3 separate regions of the Mus musculus genome follow, and all the other regions are linked to region 2. A link is a loop called in an ENCODE intact Hi-C map of the cell type or tissue named here. Cell type or tissue: heart. All regions are shown on one strand. Links, peaks and the distances in the headings refer to the core of each region. The heading gives the core; the rest is flanking DNA.

Evidence for each region. Peaks named below come from ENCODE experiments on the same cell type or tissue, not always from the same donor. Only the 100,000 strongest peaks of a DNase experiment are listed, where the experiment ranks them.
Region 1: it touches region 2 in a loop (4-fold over the local background); 24 of 42 quality-filtered maps call a loop at or near these places.
Region 3: a loop joins it to region 2, with 2.5 times the contacts of the local background. A loop is called at or near these places in 4 of 42 quality-filtered maps.

What each region holds. Positions count from the first base shown.
Region 1 is chr4:59,783,402-59,789,114 of GRCm38, forward strand. Inip (INTS3 and NABP interacting protein) reads right to left here and starts at 454. Exons shown (of 5, transcript NM_001013577.1): 1 at 327-454. In heart, for the core only: a CTCF peak has its summit at 3,424 (motif pointing right); no DNase peak of the experiment used is centred there; H3K4me3 peaks cover 755 bases; H3K27ac peaks cover 666 bases.
Region 2 is chr4:59,848,031-59,853,743 of GRCm38, forward strand. All of the region lies in intron 1 of Snx30 (sorting nexin family member 30), which reads left to right. Among named protein-coding and RNA genes, the nearest start is that of Snx30, 45 kb to the left of the region's middle. In heart, for the core only: a CTCF peak has its summit at 2,401 (motif pointing left); a DNase peak (open chromatin) is centred at 2,371; H3K27ac peaks cover 553 bases.
Region 3 is chr4:59,357,971-59,363,683 of GRCm38, forward strand. The region is part of intron 10 of Susd1 (sushi domain containing 1); the gene reads right to left. Among named protein-coding and RNA genes, the nearest start is that of Susd1, 78 kb to the right of the region's middle. In heart, for the core only: a CTCF peak has its summit at 2,923 (motif pointing right); DNase peaks (open chromatin) are centred at 2,921 and 5,171; H3K27ac peaks cover 656 bases.

The DNA.
Region 1 (5,713 bases), core at 540-5,539, 64 kb before region 2:
AAAACAAGGCGCGAACGGGATTGCGGAAGTAGAGAACTATTGTTGAGCGAAGACACGAGCTCTAAGCAGATGCCGGGTGGAAAGGACTCGCGTCTCCCACGGCTGGGGCTGGAGCACGGCATGGGCGAAGCCGAGCTCGTACCGAAGGCTATCAAGGCCACCCTGAGAAAGGGTCAGGGTGACCCAGGAGTCCCCGCCCGCGCGCGGGGTGGGCGAAACCCAACGGGAAGTGAGAAACCCTCGCACACTATGCCGCGCGAGGCCGCTGCCCCGTGGCCAGCGTTCGGGCCACCCTTCTCTTGGCGTCACCAGTCCTTTTTACTTACCCGGAATGCGAGGAGCCTGGAGAAAGCTCGCTGTCCGGTCGCAGCCGTGCAGGGGGGCGCGCCCACGCAGAACCCGGCGAGAGTGCAGCAATGCACCGCGCTACAACCTTCCCGCCGGCACCAACTTCCGCCTCCTGACTGACGGGCCCCCTGGAAGCGGAAGTCCCGCCTATCGACTGGACGCAACGGACGCTACCCCAAGTGATTCGTAGTTTAAGCGTTTCTTCGGCCGGAAAGGGTTTCCCTTCCGAAGAATGACAGTCGAAGAGGCTCACGGGAGATGCAGGCCGTACAATTGGGGGCGGAGCCAAACGCTGATTGGCAGGAATAGAGCAGGGTCCCTAGCACCTAAATTGATTCTTTTTTTTTCCCCTTCAGGTTTGCAGGAGATTAGCTGTCTGTCTGTCTGTCTGTCTGTCTGTCTGTCTGTCTGTCTGTCAGGATTTATTTAACCCTGATGTTAATCCACTTCAGTAGAGCTTCAGAGGGAGGTTGAGCACACTTTCAGGTTTTAACAACCATCCCAGGAATATTTTTGTTGTTTACCGTCTGAGTCAATAATTATACACAAGGTGAGCACTAAATAGGTACAAGTTTTCACTAGTGTGCATAATCTGAATTTTAAAAATGAAAGTGTCGGCTGAGAGCAGTGAGGCATGCTTTTGATCCCAGCACTCTTGGAGGCAGAGACGGATCTCGGATCTCTCGAAGTTTGAGGCCATCCAGGTCTGCATAGCAAACTCCAGGACAGTCAGGATTACACAGAGAAACCCCCGACTCAAAAGCAAACAAACAAAAGAGTGAACGCCACACCAAGATGCTACTGGAAGTTACCCTATGCTGCATAGCCTCACGCTAAATCCAGACGTTTACCTTAAGACGTAAAAGCGTTTGCCAGGCGGTGGTGGCGTGGGGGGGGGGGGGGGGGGGCAGAGCCAGGCATAGCTCTATGAATTCAAGGCCAACCTTCAAAGCGAGTTCCAGGACAGCCAGGGCTACCCAGAGAAACCCTATTTGCAAACAAACAAACAAATAAACAGAAATGCAAAAGACATAAATATGTTTTAAGGTGTATTTGTTCTGTGATTATCAACCACTCTCCACAACTTGCACCTGTGCTCTTAATTAATATTTGGGATGTTGGAGATGTAGCTAAATTGGTAGAGTCCTTGTCTAGGACACAGGAGGCCCTGAATTTGATACCTCACACCACATAAAATTGGGCATGGTAGTGTATACTTCTTAATCCAGCCTTGGGAATTTAGTGGGAAGAGGATCTTTTGTCCAAGGTATGTAGCTTGAACAAGGAACATAGCAAGTTTAAGGTCAGTATTGACTACTTAAACCTTATTTCTAAAATAATAATTGATGTTTGCTAATGTTTACAATGCACAGTCCAGGACTGAAACAGTAAGTTCAATACCAAAGATTTACTTAGTTCACAGAAAAAAAAAATTGTTGCATGTTTTCCACGTGCTAGGTGCTTGCTCTACATTAGTTTATGCCTTCCTGTGATTTGTATATGGGAAGCAGAGGTGTTACTACATTGTATCCAGCAATGAGCTGAGCTAAAACCCCAAAACTCTACCAAATTCTTAACTTCTGAATATTGTCTTTGCCCTAGAATAGCAGTTTTCAACTTGTGTACAGGGATAACATATAAGGTATCCTTCATATCAGATATTTACACTATGATTCATAACAGAAGCAAAATTACAGTTATGAAACAGCAGAGAAAATAATCTTATGTCTGGAGTCACCACAACGTGAGGAACTGCATTAAAGGGTCAAAGTATTAGGGATTCCTCTGGAACCAGCTCATTGTGATTCCCCACCCCACCCCACCCCCGTTGAGACAGGGTTTTGATACACAGAGGCTGTCCTTGAACTCACTTTGTAGCCCAGGCTGCAGATGGGAAAACTCCTGTCTCAACTTCCTGAATGCTGGCACTTACAGGCCTGAGCCTTCACATCCAGTTCCAGTAACTAATGAAAATATAAAGCATGTTGGTAATAAAGTTTGAGTCTCTTCTGTGATCTGCTGGGAAAACACAGCTTTATTCAAGCTTTAAAATCCTAACAAATTCTTTCAGTTAAAAGGTCCTGGTGAGGCCGAGGCTGACTTAAAAAATAAATAAGATCTCTATTCTTAGGAGAATTTTTTTTTTCCTGTTGCGCAAGTAGTCAGTGCAAGAACCAGGGCACAGGAATCTCTTTAATTCCCAAACGGGGGAAATAAAAGGGTTAACAGCTGAAAATGTTTACTCCCCTGATCATGACCTCGTGAATACATACATCTTACTATTATAACTGCCTACACAGTAGTTAAAATAATAACACATTAAAATAGTGGGCATTCTAAAAGAACATTGTTTAAGGAGTGGAAGAAAGTTCCTCTAAAACAATTCGTAGTTCCCTGACCAGTTCAGTATGACTAAAAAGGGGGAACATGATCAGCAGAAAGATAAATTTTACTCATGGCCAATTGTTTTGCCTTTGATTTTTGTGACTAGTAACCCTTGAAATCATTTTGTTTTCTCCTTGAGAGTTCTTGGAACTTCTATAGGCCAGTCAGGGCTGCATAGGGAGACCCTGTCTCAAAAACAAGGGGAGGGAGGTATTGTGAACTTGTATAACCAAAAGGAGCCTGAACCATAGAACCACCCAGGAGACTATTTGTGCATTCTCTTTTCTTTCTCCTTTCTCTTATTATGTCACGCAGGCTATTCTCAAGCACGTGGGCTTAAGTACTACTACTGACTCAGCTTCCAGAGGAGCTAGGCCTAGGATGTATGAACCATTGATTAGAGGTATCTCTTTGTTTGTTTGTTTGTTTTAATTTTATGTGTTTGAATGTACAGGTGGAAACCTGGGTCCTCTGGGAGAGCAGCAAGTGTTTTGTTGTTGTTGTTGTTGTTGTTGTTGTTGCTGTTTGTCTGCTTGGTTGGTTTTTGGGATATTGTTAGCCTTGGAAGAGGATCATCTAGGTAAGAGAAAATGGCCTGATTCCTTTAGAATGAATTATCTTCAAGATATTTTCTCTACAAAGATAGCTAGCAGGTTTGATGAGAGAGAGGGGCAGCGAGGCGGGGGAGGCACTCATCGATCTGTCCGGTAGATGGCAGCAAAGAGCGGAGCACGGGACAGTATGAGAGAACTGACAGTTTTACCAGATAAGGAAAGATGAATAGTTTGGAATTGATGGTGAAGGTATTGGATGTTGGTCGCCTAAGGATTATACCTGTAAGTGGGTACTGGTATCCAAACTTTTTACTCTCTCTCTGCATCCCCATGCCTGGCTGTGTGATAATATGTGGTTGGACTTGAACATCTCCTGCTTTGCATGAAGACAAGGAAAGTAGATACATGGCTATATGCTACTAGCTGCCATGCATCCTCCATTCTTTAATGTGTGATAATTTGTAATTAGACTGAAGCCCGCCTCGTTATTGGCTCTATTGAACCCTGGTGTTTTCCATGGGTTATTTAGAGGGCTTTCTGAACTGCACTAGGTTTCCTGTGGAATGGCTGCGTGATTGCCAACGTATGATTTCCTAACACCTATTTATAATTTGAGTGCCTCTAGAGAACCAAGTTTCCAGTATTTCAGTATTCTCCAAGTGCCAGGAAGGATGCCAGGCAGGTGCGGTGTTGACTAATGTTTAATTTAAGTCCAGTTAAAGTTGGCATGTGGAGCTGGAGATGACCATTAGCCCCAGGGTGCTTGCCTAAGGCTTGAGGCCCTCAGTTCAACGCTCCAGAAGAGAAAGGCTGAAACTCACTCATTCATTCAACAAACATCTAATGACTCACGTGCTGTGTAAGGCACTGGAAAAACACAAGCAAAATGATGTGTCTTGTCTCCGTAAGATACTTTTGCCTGGCATATTGGTAGCACACAGCCTTAATCCCAGCAAAAGCGGGGAATCTCTGAGTGTGAGGCCAGCCTGGAAAGCTTGTTGGCTCTCTCCCAAAGCAAACATGAGGGGGTCGTGCATGAGGGGCCAGCTACTTGCCAGGAGAAGATGCTCCAGAATGAAACCTACCTTGTGGCGTCTTGAGCTTGAACTTTCTAATACCTAGAACTGAGGCACAAGAGTCTGATACCTAAACAATGATATTGTATTATGGTAGCCTCGAGTAAATGCTTTAATATAATATGCAACACATATGTCATAAAAAAAAACTTCAGTGCAACTCCCTTCCTTCCTTCCTTCCTTCCTTCCTTCCTTCCTTCCTTCCTTCCTTCCTTCTTTCCTTCTGAATTCCGTATGTAGTGGAGGAGGACCTTGACTTTACGATCTTTCTGATTTTATCTGCCAGGTCCTGGGATCACAGGTGGGACCACCATACTAGATTTATGTGACACAGGGGTCTCATGCTTGGTAGGTGTACTGACTAGTTTTGTGTCAACTTGACACAGCTGGAGTTAGCACAGAGAAAGGAGCTTCAGTTGAGGAAATGCCTCCATGAGATCCAGCTGTAAGGCATTTTCTCAATTACTGATCAAGGGGGAAAGGCCCCTTGTGGGTGGTGCCATCTCTGGGCTGGTAGTCTTGGGTTCTATAAGAGAGCAGGCTGAGCAAGCCAGGTGAGGCAAGCCAGAAAAGAACATCCCTCCATGGCCTCTGCATCAGCTCCTGCTCCCTGACCTGTTTGAGTTCCAGTCCTGACTTCCTTTGGTGATGAACAGCAGTGTGGAAGTGTAAGCCGAATAAACCCTTTCCTCCCCAACTTGCTTCTTGGTCATGATGTCTGTGCAGGAATAGAAACCCTGACTAAGACAGTAGGCAAGCACTCTACCAACTAAGCTACACCCCAACCTATCATTAAAAAGATTTATTGCATGTGTATTGGTGTTTTGCCTGCATGTCTGCCTGCAGAGGCCAGAAGAGAACATCAAATCCCCTGGAACTGGCATGACAGACAACTGTTAGCAGACATGTAGGTGCTGGAACCCCAACTGTGGTCCTCTGTAGGAACACACAGTGCTCTTAGCCACTGAGCCATCTCTCTAACCCCACACCCTCTCATTTCTGAAACTACACACTGCTTAAAGTTATTTAATTAGAAGTTTCAGTTGTTTCCATACTGGAGCAAATATTTTCTCCAAACTAAAATGATTTAAAAACTACTTAAGATGTATAGTTGTACAAGAGCTGTCCAACTTCCATCATCAATGGGCAATGGCTTTTATAAAAAACAACACATAATTTTATTATTATAATACAAATAGTTATTTTGTTGATAAAAAGACAAACTCTTTTATTATATATACTTAAAATAATTTATAAACTATGTATGTATGTATATATTTATTTTGTTGTGAATTAAATATCAAGATTATCCAGATATGACCAGTAGCAGTTGTCTTCATATCACCTTTC
Region 2 (5,713 bases), core at 324-5,323:
GGTCTGTGCGCGCACATACAAGGAAGAGTCTTTGTCACATAGGAAATGGATCAAAATCCAGAGAAGGAAAGTATAAACCTGTTCCCAGACAGTACCACCTTGCACACCGGGCTGAGGGGCCTCAGGACTTGGTGGATGGGTGCAAATGGCCGTGGAGGTTTTGGAGATTATTTGCGATGGGGTTTCTAGGGCAGTGGTGGGGAAAACAGAACCTTTTACACTAGTAAGAGTAAGTGACGTTCAAGAGCTTATACAAGCTAGTTAAGACATACGTGAATAACTCCAGGGTTGAAAAGGATAATGTCTTAAAAATTATCCAGTGTTGTATGACCATTTCCTCTCTGCAGTTTAGAAAATTACAGAGACATTTTATAATTATATGCACTTGCCAGCTTTACTGAAATAATAAACAACTCCCAAAGCCCAAAGCTTGCAACAGACATTAATTTCAGGTCATGTTGTGTTTTCTGGCTGTGAGTCAGCTGTACTCGCTCTTCCCAAATCTTACATTTCTGAAGGAACAGTCCCTTTTGGGGACAAGGTAGGCAGAGAAAAAAACAAGAGACTGTGGGAGACACAAGAATTCCTAACAGTCAGCTTAGATTTGGCCTATGCTACAATCATTCATTTCCCATTGACTAGATCAAGTCACATGACCTAACCCAAAGCCAGTGGTCTAGAGTGTTTTCCTGTAAGAAGCCACTTGGAAACAATAAGAACATGTGATCCTCTCATGGGAAGAGGGGCCAGTCACTTGGGGTGTCCTCAGGAAGAACAGCCAGTGCCCTTAACCACTTAATCAGCTTTTTAAAAAATTAAAAAGAATTATTTATTTACTTTTTGTGTATGAATATCTTGTTTGCATGCATGCCTATTTGGTACCCTAGAACTGGAGTTACAGATGGTTTGGGTCTACCACGTGGGTGCTGGCAATTGAACCAGGGTCCTCTGCAAGAGCGGCAGTGGGCCTTAACCACTGAGCCATCTCTCTGGTCCTTTGACATATTGTTTTTATTTTTTTAAAGATTTATTTATTTTTTATTTATATGAACACACTGCAGCTGTCTTCAGACACACACTAGAAGAGGGCATCAGATCCCATTACTGATGGTTGTGAGCCACCATGTGATTACTGGAAATTGAACTCAGGACCTCTGGAAGAGCAGTCAGTGCTCTTAACCACTAAGCCATCTCTCCAGCCACGACATATTCATTTTTAAAAGTTTATTTAGCAAGGCGGTGGTGGCACATGCCTCTAATTCTAGTGCTTAGGAGGCAGAGGCAAGTGGATCTCTGAGTTTGAGGCCAGCCTTACCTACAGAGCAAGCTCCTGGACAGCCAAGTCTACACAAAGAAACTCTGTTTTGAAAAAACAAACAAACAAACAAACAACTAACACATAAGCCATAAGTTTTAAAATACGGTTTTAACTGTTACTTTATTGTTGGTATATACAATAATTTCCTTTTTTGTCATTTTGGTAGCAGATTAGTGGTTAACCCTCATAAAGTGACTTGGGAGGTTTTCCATGGTTCTATGTGTGCCTTGGAATACTTGACTAAGGCAGGCTTTGGGCTCCCTGGGGCTCAGCTGCAAACCTACTGGCCTAGGTGGTCGTTGTTTTCGGCCATGGGTCTGTCCTTTCTGTCACTGCCCAACTGTGGCTTTCTGGACTTAGAGTATAGTAACTTGTAATATACATATAACTTGTAATCATATAGAGAAATAAGATCTAAATAGTTATATTTTTCTTTCTATATTGGACAGGCCTTGTAAGTTTTACTATGTCTAGTCCATCTTCTAAAATAATCAGAGTTTGTCCCTTTTTCTTGTTTTCAGTATACATTTTAAGCTTTCTCACTTTTAACAAAACGAGAGCATGGAGTAGATGTGACTGGATGTGTTCATGCTGTGGGCTAAAGCCATCTCCTGCATGTCTCTCGCTGCTGTGTGAACTCTCTCCTGGGTGTGTTTTCTTGGGTTAAGTTGATGAGGTAATGCAGGCTTAAGGTTTCTTTTTTCTTTTTAGTTTGTTTACTCATGGCTGATGTGGTTATAACACATGTCTGCTATTGGCCTTGCGTTAGAACAGGTGAATTGGACTGGCTGTTTCTGCTTGATGTTGCTAGAACTATCGTCTTGAGTTTTTTACTTGTAATCACTCGAACAGGACAAGGGTGAGGGGAAGGAAGGCTGGGTCCTGGCGTTCCTGTAGAGGAAAGTTGGCTTGGCTCATCCTAGGGTCTGGGTTCCAGTGGCCTGATCTCCATGGCAGAGCCCACCCCTCTGTGTTTTCAGCTGTGTCTGTTTTGTGTCTGTGAACATGTCTAGAGTTGTCTGCCTGGGTTCATCTGCCCTCAATAATGCACCAAAAACCTTGTGGGCAGGGTGCCCCCTGCTGGTGGTCCTCTGTTATGCTTTGTTCTTGTGCACCTCAGCCAGAAAACTTTCTTTGTCTCATTGTCTTACCTACCCCAACCCCACAACTGCATTTTCAAATTAGGGTGCACATGACAGGGTTGTTTGTGAGCCTCAGTGACAGTAAATAGCCTCAAAAACTGTTAAAGGTGCCTTGTGGTTCCCACTTCAGCTGTGTCCCACTTGTGTCTGGTAGAACATTTTAGAGAGTCTGGCACTTGGGTGACCCTCTCCTGATTTCCAGAGTCATACTGCTTTTCCTATCACCTTTTACCCAGTTCTTTTTGTTGCCTATTCTTTAGATTCTAAGTTAGCGTCTGAGGGTAGGATGGAGAGGAGTAAGCTGCTGTGGGTAACTTACTGAGATGGTCTAGAAGTCTATATTTATAATTGTTGTCTGTCTGTTTGTCTGTCTGTCTATTTTTTTCCTTCCTTCCTTCCTTCCTTCCACCTACCTATTTATTCTTTAAGCCTAGCTTTGCTCTATAATGCAAACTGGCCTTAAACTTGTAGCCCCCTGCCTCTGCCCCCTCAGTGCTGGGTTTACAGGCACCGTCCTCTCTGCCCAGCTTTTATAACAAGTGTGCAACATTTTGTCTTGCTGCTGTAAACACCATGGGTCCTGGTTATTTTCCAGGTTTCATGGTGTTTGCCGTTCTGTTCTGAGTATCTTTGACAAGCAGCTTTTGAGGTTTTTCCTTTTGAGTTGACTCTCCCTAGTGAGTTTAAGTTGAGGTTCACAGCAGAATCATCTGTTTGATCTGTGTAGGACATTCTTTCTTTAGGTGTCCACTGTGCATGTGAATTAGGGCACACAAGGCAGGTACAGGCTGTGTACAGAGTGCTGTCCTTCTCTGCTGTGGGTTGCTGTGAGCTGCTTTGCCAGGCTTTTCTGAAGTGGAGTCATCACATTCTCCAGATTTTCCCAGTGGTGTCATTAGAGAAGCTGGGTTATTTTAGCATGCCTTGTGTTTCACTGCATCCGTATTGGTTCCCGGTAGATGTCATTCTGCCTTTGTAAACCTGTTAACGTAATGAAGAATCCCACCAGAGATTTCTGTTAATTATCTTGCTAACAGATGGCCATAACAGATCTTGAAACTGAAAATCTTTGAACCAGAGGAGTTTGTAAAGCAATGAAGTTCTCTCTGTGTCTTCCTTGGATATGGGGTGATGGGCAGGGGACGGAGGAAGGAATGTTCTTACAGGCGAGAGTTGACATTTTACAGCAGTGAGTATTTTTTTTTTTTCATCAGCAAGCAGTTACCATAGTTCACAAGAATTATTCTAGATAGGCGTTTGCATGATAAAACCAGCAAGAAAATGAATTTGAGGTACCAGCTATGTCTCTACTGTGATTTTTTTTTCTTTTCAGTAACATTGGTGTGCCCATGGTAAACCCTACACCACAGCTTATAATGAAATGTAAAGGTACTTAACAGACAAATCATTATTATTATTTTTTTAAACTGAACAGTGACATGCATCTTGCCATGCTCTCACAGTTCACACACACTCCTCTGGTACTGCCCTGTAAATGTGATTTTGCTGGTATTTCCTCAGATGAAGTGATGAGAGGAGAGCCATACTTGAGCTTTATGAATACATGGCTTGGGTTGAGCCCAGAACGTTTTTATCTAACTATCCCTAGGCCTAGAAGCTTCTAGCCTCTATACAATCTAAACTTCTGCAAGCCTGGACCTTGAAGGCTTCCCCTTCCAGCCTCTGTCTGCTATCGTAGGCCTAGAATGTTTCAGCCTCTGAGACTTACACTGAATAAACTCACCCTTTCTAGCTCTTTCTGAACTCTGGATGGCTGGTCAACTCAGCTATTCTGACTCAAACTCCTCTCCAAGCTGACTGATTCAAAGGCTTCTCTTGACTTCTGACTGAATTGCTCTGCTTGAAAAGACTTGCCTCTGAACTCCATGTGCTGAATTCAACTGCACTCAACTGAACTTCTGTACTTTCCTCTCTCCCTCACTACTTTTAAGTAGCATCTCTTTCTTGTCTGTTCTTGTGTGAGTTGGGTGTATCCTATCTCTGATAAATTCTGTCAAATCTTTCTCTGATTCATCACTTTGTCTGCTCCTCAAGTAGTTGTCATTGTTTGGGATTAAAGGTGTGTACTAAGAGTGTGTCTCTATTGCATTCAGAGGGATCAAGGGTATGTGTTCCAGCCAGAGGGATTAAAGGTGTGCAGCTGTCTGCATTCCAGCCAATTCATAGCTTTGGATGTGATCTCTTGCCAGAGCTGCCATGTTGTTGGATTAAAATTCTTCTGCGCTCCCATATACTGACCCCCTCAGTGCTGCTGTACCCTTATTGCAAATAGGAGAGCTTAAGGTACAGTGTCCCTGCTAGTGGAGGCAAGCTTTTAACATGGCCAGTGTGGCTCAGGTTACCCTTGGAGGTATTCTCAGTTCCCAGGTGTCTATCTGGTACCTTCTGTTGTTCTAAGACTCATTCATCTCTACTTTTCGAGTCCCCCCCCCCCCCCCCAGTACAGCATAGTCTCTGCTTTCATGGAATTCACAGATGAGTAGAGAGTCAGACAGTCAAATCAGTGAATATGCAATAAAGTTCAAATAATGATAATCCTGTGGGAAACAAAGCTGGAGAAGGAGTTGAAGAGTGATGAAAGGATACAGGGTTACTTTTATATTTTACTGGACTGAGATGACCTCTTAAGTGGGTAGCTTCCAGCAGCAGCCTGGATGAAGAGGGTGGGTAGCCACATCAGGATCTGGGACTGGGACACACACTCGGACACACACACACTCGGACACACACACACACACACACACACACACACACACACACACAGAGCGAGCGAGAGAGAGAGAGAGAGAGAGAGAGAGAGAGAACATATAGTACAAAGGTCTGAGGTACAGTGAGCAGTGTCAGCCAGAAGGCCAGTGATTGAGAGTAGGAGGAACTCAGGGAGAGAAGTAGTGTGTGGAGGAGGGGAGGGGGCGGGTCAGTAATGCCTGCTCTATGGAAGTGAGTTTAGACTTGTGTAATGGGATGGTTTTGAGAATTTAAAGCATGGAAGCGACATATTTGGATTTATATATTTTTAAAACCTTTTTTTAAAAAGCCACGATCTCATTATGTAGTAGTCTTGGCTGTCCTGGAGCTTGCTGTATTTACTTATTTATTTTTGATTCTATACCTATGTATTGTGTCAGTGTATGAGCTTGTGCACATGAGTGCAGGTGTCTGAAGATGCCCTTTTTTTTTTTAAAGATTTATTATTTTTATGTAAGTACACTGTAACTAACTTCAGACACAC
Region 3 (5,713 bases), core at 540-5,539, 490 kb before region 2:
CCTGAGGGTTTAGCCAATAAAGTTCCCTTCCTGGACGTTCCTTCCTGTAAAAGGCATTTAATCTCTGCTCCACCTTGAGGAGGTGGTATGCACCCATTTTCCTCCATGAACCATCAATAAACAGTTTGACAACAAGGACCGTCTCTTTCATCAAGAACCACTGTGGGGAGCATGGATAAAGCCTGAGACCTTTGAGTGACAGTATAAGCAGCCGATGACGCTGACAGTTAGGACCAATCTGAGGTATACATGGGCAAAGACAAGGTCACAGGAGAGACACCTGACCGTAACGCAACTCGAGGGTTCACAGATGTCAAAATGTGGAAATGAGTATCCGAAATCCAGTAAGACACACTATACCGTGCATATTAATAGCATTTTTCAAGGGGGAAATTTTGATTTCTTTCAATTATATGCAAATTAGTAAATCAGACACTTTTAAACCATGGGATTTTTATCCTCTCAAAAAGAATGGGATAAAAATATATGAACTGGGAAGAAAGTATGTCTATAAGAGTATTGCAAGGACAAATAAAATTAAAAAAGAAAGAAGAATAAAATATTCTAGGGAAATTCCCCATCATCTTTGCTACTGGAAGTGCTGTTTATGAGCTCCTGAAGTCTCCGGGTCCCTGGCCACCTCTCCATTCTCTCTTTCTCCACCCACTGGGTCTATCTAATCTAGACTAATGGAGCTGAAAAACCAGACCTGCAAGAATGTCTCACAGGAGACAAAAATCTGGCTCTTAGTTCGGCTTCTTTGGAACCTGGCTTTTCCTTCTTACTGTGGGAGAGGGGCTCTGAGGAATATCAGGCATTTCTTTCCATCCCTCAGCAGTACCCCACAAAGAACCGAGAGCTCTGGGGAGCCTGGGGTGAGGTGGGGCTCTTTTACTTCTTTGTGCTCCCAATGAGGAGAAGGGTGACAATTACAGCTGTCCTGGTCATTTAATTAAGCCATCAGCAGTAAGGAGAAAGCCAAGCAACTGATGGTACCCCAGTGGAACGAAGTGCCATAGGTGTGGCTTCCACTTAGTGATGGTGGGAACTCATTGTTGACTGGACAGGGTCTGGCCTGGAGACTCACTGAGGGAGAATTACCCAGCTACTGGGCATGCCCGGAAGCAACTGTCTTGATTGGGTCAACTGATATGACAAGCTCCACCTTAACTGCATACGGGGCCACTCCACGGGTGGGGTGCCTGCACTGCATAAAATGGAGTCAGAGACCTGAGGACCTCCGTGTGCAGTCGTCCCCCTCTGTGCCGGGCTGTTGGTGTGATGTTCACAGCGGCTTCAAGCCTCTGCTGCCTTGACTTCCCCACAATAATGGACGGCACCCTTCTACTGGAGCTAGAATAGAGCCTTTCTCCCTTACGTTGCTTTTTACCAGAGTGTTTTATCACTGCAACAGCAAAACACATTAATTACATGCTCTTAACGTACATTTGACTTAGGGGGAGGAGTCATTCACCATGTAAGTGTAGCAAAAATACAGAGGCGGTATAACACGTCATTAGGTAAGATTAAGTAATGCTTAGCATTTTACAGACGGAGCGGAGCGTGTCACACACAGACTGGTTTTCCACATGAATTAACCCTTCCAGTGCTATCACAAACGCACGGTGTAAGTATTACCAGTCCTGCATTCACAGCTAAGATAACTAAGGCGTCTGTCTACAGGATAAGTAACTTATTCACACACATCATATTTGAATTTAGACAGACTGGTTCCAGGGGAACGCTGCCAAACCACCTGAAATCAACCACGGGAATCCCAAAAGAAGAAAATTTACAGAAAAGGAAGTAATGTATGAAGTACAGAAGAGAAGGGGGATGGGTCCAGGTGGAAAGATTTGAACCAGTAGGACCCAGAGACGGAAACTCAGCACTTAGAACACAGATATCAGAGTTCTGCTCCATCCAAGGAAAACCATGGTCCCTCGAATCTGAATCTCTCTACATATTCTCCAAAATATTCTTCAGGTCAAATGGAGGAGCAAATAAAATAACATGAGAACAATGTTGCTGGGCTGGGAACACGGCTCAATGAGTGAAGTGTGTACTGGGCCAGCATCACCCTGAGGTCACGTCCCCAGAACCTGGGTAAAAGCCAGGAACAGTAGCTTTTATCTGTAATGCCAGGACTGGGAGGTGGATTCTGAAGGCGGGCTGCTCACTGACACTGGCTCTCATCCTTTTGGACCGCCCCAGGTACCCAAAACAGTGCGCTGTCTCAAAATACAAGGTGAAGAGCAGTGATCAAGACGTCCACACCAACCTGGTCTGTACACGGGCTAAACACGCTTCCTGCCACACACAGGTGCATACACCACACACACACACACACACACACACACACACACACACACACACAGAACACACAGACACACAGAGCTATCATCCTAACTGGAGAGCAGAGAGAACACAGCAATCTTAAAATCACCATTAAACAAACAAACAAACGAACAAACAAACAAAGTATCAAATTCCAGCCACTTTCTCTCAACTTCCTATGAGTGTTTGTGCAGAGAGCTGTGTAGCAGGCAGGGAGCTAGAGACCTTCAGAGAGAGAGAGAGAGAGAGAGAGAGGGAGAGAGAGAGAGAGAAATGCCATTTTCAGTGTGAAAACATGGGGACAGACCAGAGTGACCACAGCCTTGGCTACAGAGAAAAGATAGGTAGGACATATCAAGGCGTTGGGGAGCAGCTGCGGAAGTCACTGTTCCTGGCAAAGAAAAGGCAAAGAAGAAAGAAGCGCATACACTTGGGAGTGTCCTGGGAGTGTAAGTGTCGACAGGAAGAAACTTAGTGCAAGATCCCACGGAGCAGAAAACCCTAAACTAGAACAGAAGATTTCATGCTCAACCAAGTACAAAACAGAAAAGAAATGCTTCTTTACAGCAACTGCACTTCACCCCTTGACGGAAGAGGGCGCTCTGAACCCGGGAATCTCGTTAGCTACCGCGGCGGGCCGTGACTCCATAGACAACCGCAGAGTCCGCTCAAAAACAAGGTTCTATGAACAAAACCTTGCAGCTTAGGCACACTATCGTTTTGGAAATCCACAAATGAGGGGAGGGGAAAAAAACCACAATAAATAATCGTTTGAGGATAGGAAGAAAAATATCTCCAGTCAGAAAATTAACTAAGAACAGAAATGGGCATAAAGCAGAAAGGGACTGAAAGAGAAGTGTCTGAACTCAGAAAAAAAATGAAAGAGAAGGACAAACCGGTGTTAGAAATAAAGGCTGAATTTCTTGATGTCTATGAAAGAATAGATTTGAATAAAATTTAATAAAAATAGTAGAGAAAATGTAACAGTAAAATGAGATTTTTTTTTTTCAAGTCAGGGTCTGACTATATAGTCCTGGCTGGTCTGGAACTCACTATGTAGAGGCTAGCCTCGAACTCACAGACATCTGCCTGCCTCTGCCTCCAAGAGCTGGAATTAAAGGCCTATCCTAAAATGAGATCTATAAAAAAACAAAAGCACAAAAGGTTAAAACTGAAATATAGGCAAACGGTCCAACATATGCATAACCAGGGTGTACCAAGAGGGGGTACGTTGGAGACATAATATTTAAAAGTATAGTTCAAGATAATATTACAAAAATCAAAACACACTTGAATATAAATATTAAAAGGATATTCTAGGTACCTAAGAAGGCTGACTCAGAATAATCTCAAAACTTCTCCAAATACAATTACATTTTAAGGATAAAAGAAGAATTCTCATCCCATCCCCCCGCCCCTGCACGCCCCACTCAAGGAAGTAAACAGAAAGGACAGAGGGCTAAAGGAAGCACTTCTTGGTGAGATGAGAAGGTTAGAAATACACTTCTATAGCTTCATTCCCTGGAAAGAATGTCAGCTGTTGTTTCTTTAATGTTCCTGAATTCTTATCAAGCTTGTGCTACAAACATGCCTAACCCTGCTTAAGAGAAATAAGCATGGTCCTAAGCATCCATGGGAGGGGGTCTTCTGGTCCCTGATTAGAAGCAGCCTAAAGAAAGATATCGATGTTATCCAGATACTGCCAAAAAGAATGATTAAAAAAAAAAATCAAGCTGGGCGTGGTGGCGCACGCCTTTAGTCCCAGCACTTCGAAGGCAGAGGCAGGCGGATTTCTGAGTTCAAGGCCAGCCTGGTCTACAGAGTGAGTTCCAGGATAGCCAGGGCTACAGAGAAACCCTGTCTCAAAGAAGAAAAAAAATCTACCATGTTGAATTAAAGCTATGATTTTTATAATTGCTCTATAAACAGTGAGGTCATTTCTATTACCTAGATATATCCAGATATTTTTCAAATAGCTTAACTTAAAGAAACTATGGAGGTGAAAGGTTCAAAGTTGAGAGTTTTTGGTTATAGTATGAAAATGTTTCTTTGGATAAATTTAGTATCTGGTTACCATGAAAGATTTCAGGCTATCGGTATGCAACTACATTATTCAGAGACAAATTGAGGTCCATCACTGTCTGGGCAGATTCACATTGTTCTCCTGGCTCAGCTCTCCAGGGTCGAAGCTTCCCACTAGAGAGCTAAGCAGCAGCCACCAATCAGAAGCCGATGTTTCTCACCAGTGCCAAAGACCAGTCACCTGGGGACTTGGGTCTCAGGTACAGTCTCTGGTTCAAGCATGCACCAGATCTCAAGTTGAAAGAAGCAGTATTACTGCAATCATACCTAAAAGAGTGACTTAAGTCACTCGCTTAAGCCAGATCTACAGAGAGAGAGAGAGCAGCCATTTCTAATGTGTCTCTTCAGACTCAACCCATGTGCAGAGGCAATATATAAAAACAGCCCTACAAACTTCCTGTGAAGAGCTGTCCAATGATGGGACACCCTGGAATCAGAAATCCCCACGTCATGTCGAGGGCAGAACACACTTGTGAAAATACTGAAGTGGTAAAAATCTTACCCACAATGTCTCACCTCCCTTTCTGACAGGTCTGCTAAACAGATCGCAGAATTCCAATGTTGAAATAAATGAACTCTAAGGATATAACTAAGCCCTGTGAATTGCTTTCCTAATGTAGATACCTGGGATGATACGGATATTTGTATTCAAGCCCCCAGTGTTCAACATCACAAAGGTCATTTCCCTTGCTAAAGTGGGCGAAGGGTGGTGGTCACTTCCTTGCCATAGTCCACAAAAGCAAAGACAATTCACCGCTCATTCAGCCTCAAGGAACAGTAAATACCAGACCCGATGGACAGGAAGCTCCATTCCTTGGGTCACATTTCCTGTTGCACAGAGTTCGTGTGTCACGGGTTACTGAGCAAACACGTTGCAGTATGCTGATCTCTGCAGCCTGCGGTACTTCATGTAGCCCCGGCCTCCAAGAAGTAGGTAATAGGTTATCTGCCCACTGCTGTCTGCGGCTCAGCCTAAGACCAGCTGGATAACCCCATTGTATTTAAATCTTCTCTAAAATGACCACACTCTAATCTGTGCTGAGGGTCATTCTGGGAGTTGCCCACAACAGTAAAGACAATACTTTGCCTATTAATCCTGTGTAATCCCACGTGGCAAGGAAAATTAAGATTTGGTTTCTCACTACAAAAAGTGCATACACTGGCTGGAACCTAATATGATGAAGAGAGTGCCTGAACAGGTTATACAGCGCATGCAGGGTCTCTAAGTCAAGAATGCAGGAATAGAGGAAGTGGGTATTTGATTATTAGGAAAAATGTATCGATCAGATCAAGT